Regions from separate parts of the Mus musculus genome. Here region 1 is linked to region 2. A link is a loop called in an ENCODE intact Hi-C map of the cell type or tissue named here. Cell type or tissue: gastrocnemius. All regions are shown on one strand. Links, peaks and the distances in the headings refer to the core of each region. The heading gives the core; the rest is flanking DNA.

Evidence for each region. A loop is a pair of places that touch in the nucleus more often than their neighbours do. Peaks named below come from ENCODE experiments on the same cell type or tissue, not always from the same donor. Only the 100,000 strongest peaks of a DNase experiment are listed, where the experiment ranks them.
Region 1: it touches region 2 in a loop (2.5-fold over the local background); 1 of 42 quality-filtered maps calls a loop at or near these places.

The regions. Positions count from the first base shown.
Region 1 is chr10:79,850,203-79,855,518 of GRCm38, reverse strand. It overlaps Ptbp1 (polypyrimidine tract binding protein 1), which reads right to left and starts at 1,087. Exons shown (of 14, transcript NM_001077363.2): 1 at 798-1,087. The coding sequence starts at 805. It overlaps E130317F20Rik (RIKEN cDNA E130317F20 gene), which reads left to right and starts at 548. Exons shown (of 1, transcript NR_029447.1): 1 at 548-4,142. In gastrocnemius, for the core only: no CTCF peak of the experiment used is centred there; DNase peaks (open chromatin) are centred at 491, 1,050 and 1,969; H3K4me3 peaks cover 3,432 bases; H3K27ac peaks cover 4,578 bases.
Region 2 is chr10:79,777,464-79,782,828 of GRCm38, reverse strand. Fstl3 (follistatin-like 3) reads right to left here. Exons shown (of 5, transcript NM_031380.2): 2 at 4,081-4,266; 3 at 2,649-2,864; 4 at 1,478-1,705; 5 at 199-1,397. The coding sequence ends at 1,354. It overlaps Prss57 (protease, serine 57), which reads left to right. Exons shown (of 5, transcript NM_001042710.1): 5 at 1-1,355. Among named protein-coding and RNA genes, the nearest start is that of Fstl3, 2.9 kb to the right of the region's middle. In gastrocnemius, for the core only: a CTCF peak has its summit at 2,735 (motif pointing right); DNase peaks (open chromatin) are centred at 2,010, 2,513, 2,656 and 4,589; H3K4me3 peaks cover 2,544 bases; H3K27ac peaks cover 2,884 bases.

The sequences.
Region 1 (5,316 bases), core at 1-5,000, 73 kb before region 2:
AAAAGTCGGGGCCTGGTGACGCAGGCCTTTAGTCCCATCACTACGCAAGCAGAGGCAAGCGCAAGCAGATCTTTCAGACCAGCCTACAATGAGATCCGGTCTCCAAAACAAACCGAAAACTACAAAAAGTTGCCAGTGGAGGGGGCATCCGGGAAGCATGTGGGAGATACGGATGCCAGGCCGGCGCCCACACCGGAGACCGAACTGAACCTCACTCTGGCCCACCCGCCCCTCCAATGGGGGGCCCTGGAGGCCTCCTCCGGACACCTCCCCCCAGGCGGGAAGGGCGGGCGCGTTCGGCACAGGTCCGCGCGCGTGCCCGCACCAGGGCGCGCGCCCTACTACGCGCGCGCACCCGGGGTCGCATGCGGCGTGCGAAGCGACATTGCTCGGGGCACAGGGCGAGCCGGCCGGATTGGAGCACGGCAGGCGGGAAGGATCGCAGCGGCCGAGCCGCTCCGAGTGAGCGCGTCTCACCGGAGGGAGCGCGCGTGCACGCGGAGGGCGGGAGGGGGGCGCTGGGTTCCTCCGGATGAACCGCGCGGGCACCGGAAGTGCGCTGGGCGAGGGGCTTAAGGGGAGCCGAAAGCTGGGTGCGGTCGCCCTAAGCCAACCGGCTTCCTTAAGGGCCTCAGACGCCCGGGATTCCGAGCGCGCCACGCGGAACGAGGCCACACGCACGCGCCCATTGCAGCGGTTAGAGGGATCGGCGGGGGCCAAAAGTCCACGCGCGCGGCAGCGATGGCTGGGACGGAGTGGTGAGCGGAGCGGCGTGCGAGGGGCGCGGCAGGACTTACCCGTCCATGGCACACGGAAGAGACCCGCGGGGAACGGAGCGGAGGCGCAGGAATAGCAGAAACCGACCCAACGGCTCCGAGTTATAGACTCACAAGATGGCGGAGACGCCCGCACACGTCCCCCGCGCGCGATCCTCATTGGTTCCCGCTGCGGTCTGTGGGCGTGGTCAACCCCGCCTGCCCCCGCCAGGGCCTTCTATTGGTCAAAAGGTTACTCCAAGGGCGAAACGCATCCAGACAGCAGACAGCTGTTGGGCGGGACGGCCGTCAGTCAAGACGGAAGACGGAAACGGCCGGTGGGGGAGGGGGAGGGAGTGAATGAGTAGACGCACGTGATACCATCTGAGCCAATGAGCGAGCCTTTGTTCGACCCGTGGGACGCCATCTTGAGAGTGGGTACGTGGCGGGTCAGACGCAGAGAAGCGTGCATTCTGGAGGTTGCCTCCATATTGCAAGCAGGCACTGGAAGCCGTTAGCCTCCAACGTGAGAGTAAAGCAAGCTGCTTCGCCATCTTAGAAGCGGGCAGAAAACCCCGTATTGCCCTAGCTTGCTTGTGGTCACGTGGCCAGAATTTGGCCTTTCAACCGAGTTTCTCCTGGACTAGATCGCAACGAGGTGGAGGCCACGTGCTTCATAGACGCAGTCGCGACTAGATTGTGAATCATCTCTTTCCGTCTTTTGTCTACCCACAGCAGCCAAGCTCCATCTGTGTCGCAGGGATGGGGAAACCGAGGAAAGGAGCCGCAGTGTGGCTGGTTCTGCCTAAAGCTGGGGAAACGAGGCTACAAACTCAGCAGCCGCAGAATCCACTGGAGGGACGAAACTCCGCCCTCTTGTACCTTCACCCCAGCAGCCAGGATTCTGCCTTCCAGTCCTGGGGTATCACAAAGCAAGACGGGTTCTCCAAGGCCTAGTGCAGGCTATAAAACAGATCCTTTGGTAGGACTCCCAAAGGCACAAACTATCCGGATTCTTGTCTGCCTGGTTATCTGCTAAAAAAAAAAAAAAAGCCAGGCAAGGGGGAAAAGTTTCTCCTCCGCCCTGCACGGGAGGTGAGCCCAGAGCACTGGCCTCCCTTTTCTGTAATACAGGGCTCGTGGGAGGCGGGGCAAAGGGGCTGGCGGCTATACTGGTTTCCTTGCAGATCTGGCCAGGGGCCCAACAGCCTTGGAGCCCCAACGCGGGCTTGGTGCCAGAGGATTCCAGCCTGGATTAGGGGCGGCTGCCGATTTCCATGGAGGCCGCGCTGGGAGTGAGGTCTTTCAGGCCCCAGCCAGCCGGCACAGCAGCTAGCTTGAAGGCCCAGAATCACTAATCAGGACCGTCTCGCGGATTTAGAAAACACATACACACACACAACAAGGCATAGGATTTGAGCCCTCTGGGACTCCCATCAGGTCCTGGCTGGACCATCAGGGATAAGGTTGGCTGCCAGTTTTTGTTCTCTGGGTGGCTGGTGCCAAGCAGGAGCCCCACCCTCAGAAGCTAACCTGCACGGGTGGCTGCCAGTGAAGTTGGAGGCTGCTCATGTCCAAGAAGCACAGGTCTACACTAGCAGAGTTTGTTGAAAGCCATTTCAGAGACCTCCCAGAACCTTTCTTATGAAAACGGTTTGTGTGTAGCCCTGGCTATACCGAACTCCTGCTGGCCTCTAAGGCCCAGAGATCTGCCTCCTGAGTTAATGGCCAGCCCCACCACGCCTTGCTTCCCGGAACCACTGAATGGTCTTGTTCACCTTCAATTCCTTATCTGCTTCCTGATCCGAATCAGACCTCCATTACCCAGTGGGGAACATTTAATTCCGAATCCCAACCCCTGCGCTGCAGAGACCCAGCCTGAGGCTGGCCTCACATAGATCCACTGCCCCTGCTTCCTGAGTGCTGGAATCAAAGGTGTGTGCCACCATGCCCAGCTAGAATTGTTTTTGAGACAAATTCTCAACTTTGTGACCCAGATTGTCCTGGAATTCATATCTCAGACTGGCCAGCAGTGATTGTCCTGTTTCCGAATCCTGTGGTGAAATGACAGGTCTGTGCCTCTATGCCTAGCCAGAGTGAGTTCAAGACCAGGTTGGTCAACATAGTAAAGAGGGCAGGGGGAGGGGGAACCTCTGCTTTGAACCCCCCAAAGAGGGCCTAGGGGTGTGTCTCCGGGGTGGAACCCCAGCCTAGAATTCCCCAATGAGTTGAGTGTAGCTCAGGGGTGGAGCCCCAGCCTAGAATGCCTCAGTTAGGGGCTGGGAGTATGGCTCAGCATTAGGACACTGGCCCAGCACACAGGAGATCCTGGCTTCCTTTTTCAAAGCTGCCAGAGCATATTTTAAAAACGATTAATGTTCTGTGTTGCTGCTGTGATGCAGCGCCCACAATGGACTGCCTCTAACGTCACAGATGTGAGCCTTGCATCTGGAGCCCAGAAGTCTGAGGCCGGGCTTTGCACAGGAAGTGCCTTTTCTGTCTCCCAGATTCTGGAGCTCCAAGTGTCCGGGACTTGTGACAGAGTCCCTGTGTGTGCTTCTGTCTTCAGACTGTCTCCTACTAAATCCGGCCTGGATAATTTCAGTTTCGGGACCCTGAACTGCATCTACAAAGAACCTTTGTGGTGCTAGGGCTGGAGCTCACTCCCACCCCGCCCAACTAGACCCGTGTTTGCTGCTCACTGATCACGCCCAGGGCCCCAACCATCGCTGGTCACAGTAACCCATCTCAAGGTTGCGAATGGCTTAGGAAGCCTGCACCCCAAATGTCCTCAAGTGGGCTGGCTTTTGGGAGAGAACCATGGTTTAGTGAGCAGTCATTTTTACTGCCTCCCTGTCTCTGCAGAACACCTGTTGGGGAAGACACTGCATTGTTTAGCTCTTCCACATGGTTGGCCTGACTTTGTCTCCAGCCTGCCCAGCGCCCACCTCAGCCTTGCCAGCTGCTGCTCATGAATGATTGAGGTGAGGAGGGACAGCTCACCTGGCCTTTGTCTGAGAGGCACACTAGCCTGCTTGTTACCAGGGAAAGTGATACTCCCCTGTAGGAGGAGATGGAGGCAGGGAAGAGGGGCCCTCAGAGCCAGGGCCAAGTGAAACTCTCAGAACAATACAAGGAAGATAGACACAAGCCTCAGTTTATTCCTCTATAAAAGGGAAACAAGGCCAGTGTCTCCACCAAAGGAAATCGTCTACAGGTTGTTATTTCTTGTTTGTTTGCCTTGCTGGGGATGGAGCCCAGGACTTCAGAACTGCTGAGCCCCTGTTGTCATGGTTACTGGGGATCTAGGAAGGAACCTTAAAGGCTGAGACCCTCCTGTCTTAACCTCTCAGAAACATGACCTGACTAGCCTGGGCCACCACACCCTCCTGCTTGTGTGTGAATTATAAATTTTTGTTTGTTTCTTTGTTTTCAAGACAGGGTTTCTCTGTGTAGTCCTGGCTGTCCTAGAACTCTGTAGACCAGGCTGGCCTCGAACTCAGAAATCTGCCTGCCTCTGCCTCCCAAGTGCTGAGATTATAGGCATGCACCAGGCGTGATGGCGCACACCTTTAATCCCAGACTTGGGAGGCAGAGGTAGGCAGATTTCTGAGAGTTTGAGACCAGGCTGGTCTACCTGGGAAGATCCAGACCAGCCAGGGCTACAGAGACTCAAAACAACAACAACAAAACTCTTTTTTTAAAGTTGTATATGCATGGTGTTGTATAAGGATCCCTTCCTCGTTTCCCAAATCTCTACTGGACAGTTTAGTCCAGGGTCAGGGAGTCTGGGCTGAGGAGATCCACTGAAGGGAAGTTTCACACTTTTACCCTTCTAACCCCAGGGTTCAAGGAAGGTCCCGTGAGGTGAGTTTCGTCCCTGAGCCCCGCACAGTAGAACATGACTGCTGTGTGCCACAGTGCATGAGCCCACAGACACACGGAATAACTAGATGCTGGGAACAAAAAAATTGTTCTTGAAGATTCAGGGGAACTCAGAACTTTCAACTCTGCACCCCCAGCAAACCTCTGTTGACCACCAAGATAGAAACAACTGACAGCTAAGTCCTTTTCCTATCTGTCCATGTTTAGACCTCTCCACCCTTGTGTCACCCCCACCCCACCCCACCCCACCTCCTGATTCAGATCTGCCCATTTGTCACTCCAACCCCAGGCCAGCAGGAAAGGCCACCCAACCCTGCCACTCCCTGAAAGATCCAAGATGCCACTCCCAGAGGAGGCTTTGGAGCCACAGCCATTATCCAAGCAGGAGAAATTGGTCGGCTTAACCAGGGATACCCAGAAATGTCCTGGCATCTTGGCCATCCCTGGCATTCAGCATCTGAAGCAGCTGTGGTGGTTGCCATGGGGGGACGGGGCAGGCAGGCTCCGCAGTGTGGTTCTCTAGGTATCTGGTATGTGTGTTCAAAGAGTCAGCCTGGCTGTGACTCTGGATAGAGGGTGGACACACAATTCAGCCGTTCCTCCACAGTCACAGGCAGGAGTGAGACTCTGACACTCCAGCATGGAGGGACCTTGAGGACACCATCCTTAGTGGGAA
Region 2 (5,365 bases), core at 47-5,046:
GACAAGGTGCCATTTAAGGCCCTCTCGCCCCTGTACCTCTGGGACCCCAGAGGGTGCACTTCCTTTCCCTCCCACCCACTCAGCTCCAAGCTTCCCAGGGATTCTTGAACACGTGCCACGTGTCTCTGAAAGCTTTCGTGGATCATTCCACGCTCCATTCTAGTCCCAGGTTCAAAGGAAGGAGGCAGAAAATACACGGTGGTTTCTATTGTCTTTTATTTCCTTGGTGAGGCAGAACTCCAGGGTAGGGGAGGCTACCATAGCTCCCCTGCTAAGGACACTTTTGGGGATATTACAAGAAAGGCACAGCTGAGAACTGGAGGGTGGTGAGAAAGACCCTGGGAACTCCTTGCCCCCAAACTGGAGGGTTGGGCACCTTCCCATAGTCTTCTGTTGTGGTCTGACACCTTTTAAGTTTTTTTTTTTTCTTTTTTCAAAGATAAGATCTTATATAGCCCAGGCTGGCCTTGAACTCATAATGTGGCCAAGGATGAACTTAAACTCCTGATGCCCTTGCCTCTACTTTCTAAGTACTGGGATGAGGGGCCTGAGCCAACATGTCTGTTTATGCGGTGCTGGGGATGGAGCCCGGGCTCGGTGAACACTAGAAAAGCACTCTCTACCTAAATGCATTGCAGCTCCCCCTTTTGGCTTCCTTGAAGGCACTTGTGGGTGTGGGCAAGTTGCAGCAGCAGCTGTCAGAGTGAAGGCAGTAATTCAGTCTGGCCCCAAACAGCATCTGGCTGGTGTCACCACCTGCAGCTGGGCTTGGGGACGAGTGGGGCTGGTGGGGAACTGCGTAAAAACTAATGTGGGTGTGCAGGGTACAGGGCAGTGGGTGCTAGAGTGACTCTGGGTGCTCTGGGCACAGTGAATCCTAGTGTCCACTGGCTGTCCTGGGCCTGTGAGTCAGCCAGGGTCCAATGTTTCTACCAGGTTTCACCCTGAGTGGACCAAACAGGAATGAGCCCAGTGTTTCTCTGACCTGATGTTGCCCGCTCTGGTCTGAGGCCAGCCATATGCAAACACCAACTCATCGGCTGTGCCCTGCGACAGCTCCAGCCTAGAAAGCAGGTGGGGAGATCATAGCAGGGGGATCTCCATGCAGCTGCCATCCCTGGGCAGCAGGGGTCTTGGGTTCTAACTTTGATCCCAGTACCTGGGTGATGGCACATACCAACTATTATAAAAATCTCCCTTCAGTCCTTGTGATACGTGCTCAGGATCCCAGGGGGATCCCCAAGTGGTTCCAGGCCAGGTTTGGGAAATGTCCATGTGACATAAATTAGAATATTTTCTATAACAATAAATAAAATCGGGATGGCGTCAAATGCCAGGCCCAGTGGCTGCAGCTCACACGAAGTTCTCTTCCTCCTCTGCTGGTACTTTGGGGCCACCTACAAGTATGGAGGCGACAGTAAGCATGGCGCACTGCCCCTTGGTGGACCAGATGCCCAGACCCACTCACATCTCTCACCTGTGCAGATGCCTGGGTGCCGAACCCCAATGGAGCGGCCCAGGAAGCAAGTGGCCTGGCGCAGGTGACACGACGAGATGTAGGTAACGTTGTTGTTGCCACAGAGTTCTTGGCCGGGGTTGGAAGGTACTGGGCAGGGCGCAGCGCGACACACCACGCAGTGTGCGCTGCCGGTCTGATCCACAAGGCACGACTGGGGACGCGGGCACACTACCTGAGCGCAAGACTCTGAAAGCCCGAGAAAGGGTGGGTCAGGTGCAGGATGGTGTCTCCTCCCTGTGAGTCCACCTACCCTCAGACAAGGACTCCACCCGAAAATCCCACTCCTAGGACAAAAACGCACCGCCACTCTTCGAGCCCTGCCCTGGGACACTAGCCCCACCCTGCTGTCAAGATCTACTAGATTGCAAGCGCCACTCCTCTGTTAAGCCCCGCCCCAGAACACAAGCCCCTTCAACTGTTAAGCCCCGCCCCTCAGAGAAATCCCGCCCCCAGAATGACAGCCTCACCCAGTTGTCAATCCCTGCCCCAGTCTACCAAGCTCTACCCATCAGCTTGCCTTCATGGCCACACCCACATTTTCTCCCTCCCCAGTCCATCACAAGCCTCTTCCCGTGGCTGCTCACCTTCCCCGCGCGTCAGCACTTGTAAGGGCACGCTGGCCCGCAGGGCACACCCTGCAGCTCACAGCCCTGCTCCTGGACACGCCCGAGAGTTGGCGCTACACAGGGGCTGGAGCTCGATCTTTGCAGCCTGCCTTCTTTGGTTCGCACTTGACCCGACCCACAGTTTTGCATAGCTCTGCCCCTCCCTCAGGCCCCGCCCCCCTAGCATCAGCAACCAGTGATTTCCGTAAAGTGCAATCAGCGAGGCTCTGCCCCTTCTTCTCGCTAGGTGTGGACTTGGGCAACAACCGGATAGGCTCCGCCCCTGCATAATCACACCTTCCCCTAGGCCCCGCCCCTCAGCCGGCCTTACCTTGGTCTTGCCGTTTGCCAGGCCCCGCCCTCTCTAGACTCCGCCCCTCAGCCAGCCCTATCTTTTCCCAGGCTTCGCCTTTCCCAGGCCTGAGGTGCCTCCCTGTCCTCCCCTCCCTAGCCCCACCCCCAGGTCCTGCCTGATTCCTTGGCCCCGCCCCGCGTCCCCGCCCCTCCACGGTCACAGCTCTTACTTTGACAGCGGCCGCGGTACATGACGCGCAAGTCTGGGTGTCCGCGACAGCGCGCGGTGCGCAGTTCGCATTCGTCCCGGTAGGTGGCGCCATCAGAGCCGCAGACCTGGAAGCCCGCGGGAAGCCCCTCGCAGTTGGGCACGCACTCGCAGTGTGGACGGCCCCCCAGCATGCGGCACGCCTTGCCGGGGCCGCACTCCACTCCGTCGCAGGAATCTGAGGACACAGAGCACACACGAGTGCGGTTCCCACATGTCACTGGAGTCCAGGTGCACCGTGATGCACAATTACTGGATGCATCCATTACTGGTTTCTACTAGGACCTCCCCAAAGAGGCATGGGGGAGAGGTTCGTTCACTCTGCACATCTTTATGTCTCAGGTGGGGAAACTGAGGTTCGCCTAGACATTCTTGTGTTGGCATTTACACCTAGCCACATACTCTGTTTTTTTGAGTTGGCCTCAAGTAGCCTAGGCTACTCAAACTTGCTTTGTAGCCAGGGCTGGCCTTGAACTCTTGATTATCCAGGATCTGGAGAGACCTACATTTCAGGGTTACACCTGGGTACCCCCCCCCAGAGGGCCCACCCACCATACATCTGGAACTGACCCTCTAGCCAGCTTTAGGAAATCAAAGAAAGAAAAGGGAGGGGGCAAATTTCCATCCCCAGTCCCGAGGACCAGAGGAGGCTGGGAGGACAGTCAGGCCCTCAAGCCCCGGAAAGGCTTTTCTTGAAATCCCTCCTCTTCTCAGAAGCTAGAGGAGGAGGGGAGTGTGGCAATGGGCTCTGGACCACACAGCCAGGCTGATGGGAGATTAATCCTACCCCTGAGGCCAATGCAGGCTCCTTCCCTATCCTCCTATCCCTGAGGGTCTGCAGCCCTGCCCAGCTTCCTCCTGGATGAGCTGCCTGATGTTGCTCCTACCTCTAGAGACTAACCCTAGACCCAGTGCACTCTTCCATATGGGCTTCACTCAACAAACTCCTAATCATCACCCCGACCCTAGATCTTATGCCTGCTTCCTCCAAATCCTTCCCATCACTTTCTACTGGTTCAGCCCCAAGCACAGAGAGGCCAGGGGTGCCCTCTGTCACCTGGACTGTTATTCATTCACCTCAGCAGGGACGCGGGTGGCGGGCGTGCTCAGAATAAAGCACAGGCAGATACTCCAGGCATATTAGCTATGTAAAATGTGTGGTGCTCAGGGTCCCATGAGGGTAGCAGTACGGACGGACATAGCCTGAATGCCTGGTCAGGATTTAAGGCTAAGTTCCTCCCCACCAGGTGAGGTAGGATGCAGGTTAGGGGCTTTACATGATGAAACCAGGGGGCTTCTCAAAGCCTCCGCAAGTCGTGGGCCCCAGGGTCCCCTCCCCAGTTCCCCATTCACTCTGGGTCTTGTCTGCCATCAGGAGCCCCCCACGGCTTCACCTTTGCAGGGGAGGCAGTGGACGAGGCCCAGGAACCCTAGCAGGCTGATTTTATTGCCTGGGTGGGTGAAGTTGGACCAGGCGGTGTTGATGTTGCCGGAAGCACAGCACTCCTCCCGGCTGACACGAGTCTTCAGCACCAGACTGCAGGTGGCCTCTCTGCCCTGCTGGAGCCAGCACACGCCACCTATTTGGAAGGAGGAGGAGGAATGGGGAAGCTCCAGACCCCATCTCTACCTAAGAATTATCCCTATACATGATCTTTGTGGAACAAACTCCCAACTAACCCCCAACACCTCAGATCTAATTCCCCCAGCCAATTCAGAGATGTCCATAGCTATCCTAAATGCCCTGTACAGGAAGAAAGGGCAGAAAGCCACAGCTGTGGCTCGAGCTCTTCTGTGGAGGGAACCCTTCTCCTCTGAGCCGCACCCGAGTGCTCCACCACCAACTCCCGCCTGGCCTCCAGGCCTGAGAACTGGCACCCTGCCCAGCCCCTTCAAATGCCAGGCGCTCGGCATGTGAGGGTCTGTGGGCCTGCACTGGCTTCCCGCCTCTGCCCTCTGTCTAGACAGTGCCCAGGACAGCCGAGCCCCCGGCTTGCAGCCCCCCCTCGCCTGACCCGCCTCTTACTCACTCCAACTGGGGAACATTCCCTCTGCGTGAGCTCACTCCCCTGGGACAGGGACGGGGGACGCGGCCCTAGGGGAGGGGGCTTGGCTCCCTTGGAGGGCAGCAGCCTTGCAGGGCTGGTAGGGGCTAGAACACAGAACCTTTGGCTTTCTTCACCCTTAAGTGAAGACAGCCGCACACCTCCCCCCCCCCCCCCGCCCCCATCAGAACTCATTCTTGCTCAAGAGACACTGCCGAACGCCTTCCATGAACTGGGCCCCAGCACCTCTGCAAAGGCTTTACAAAAAGGGAGACTGAGGCTGGAGCTCTCCTGGCCAGATGCAGGTATACCATTCTACCTGAGGCATCTCATCCAGAGACTCCTGAAACCCTCTGCCTAAGTGGCATTAGCAGGGCCAGCCACCCAGAGATGTCTCTCTAGGGCCTACAGAGCCACCTACCACGTCACTTAAAAGGTTCATGACCCTGGGCCTCAGTTTACCTATCCTGAAAACGGGGAGGAAAAAGTACCCACAAGTTTCGGCTGTTCTGTGGACTCATGGGAAAGCATGTAAACAGTAAGAGCTCAATAAATAAATGTCAGTCCTCTTTTGAGGCTGGAGGCGTGGAGTCCCGCATTCGCCCACCCAGCCAGAGCACACCCCAGACATCCC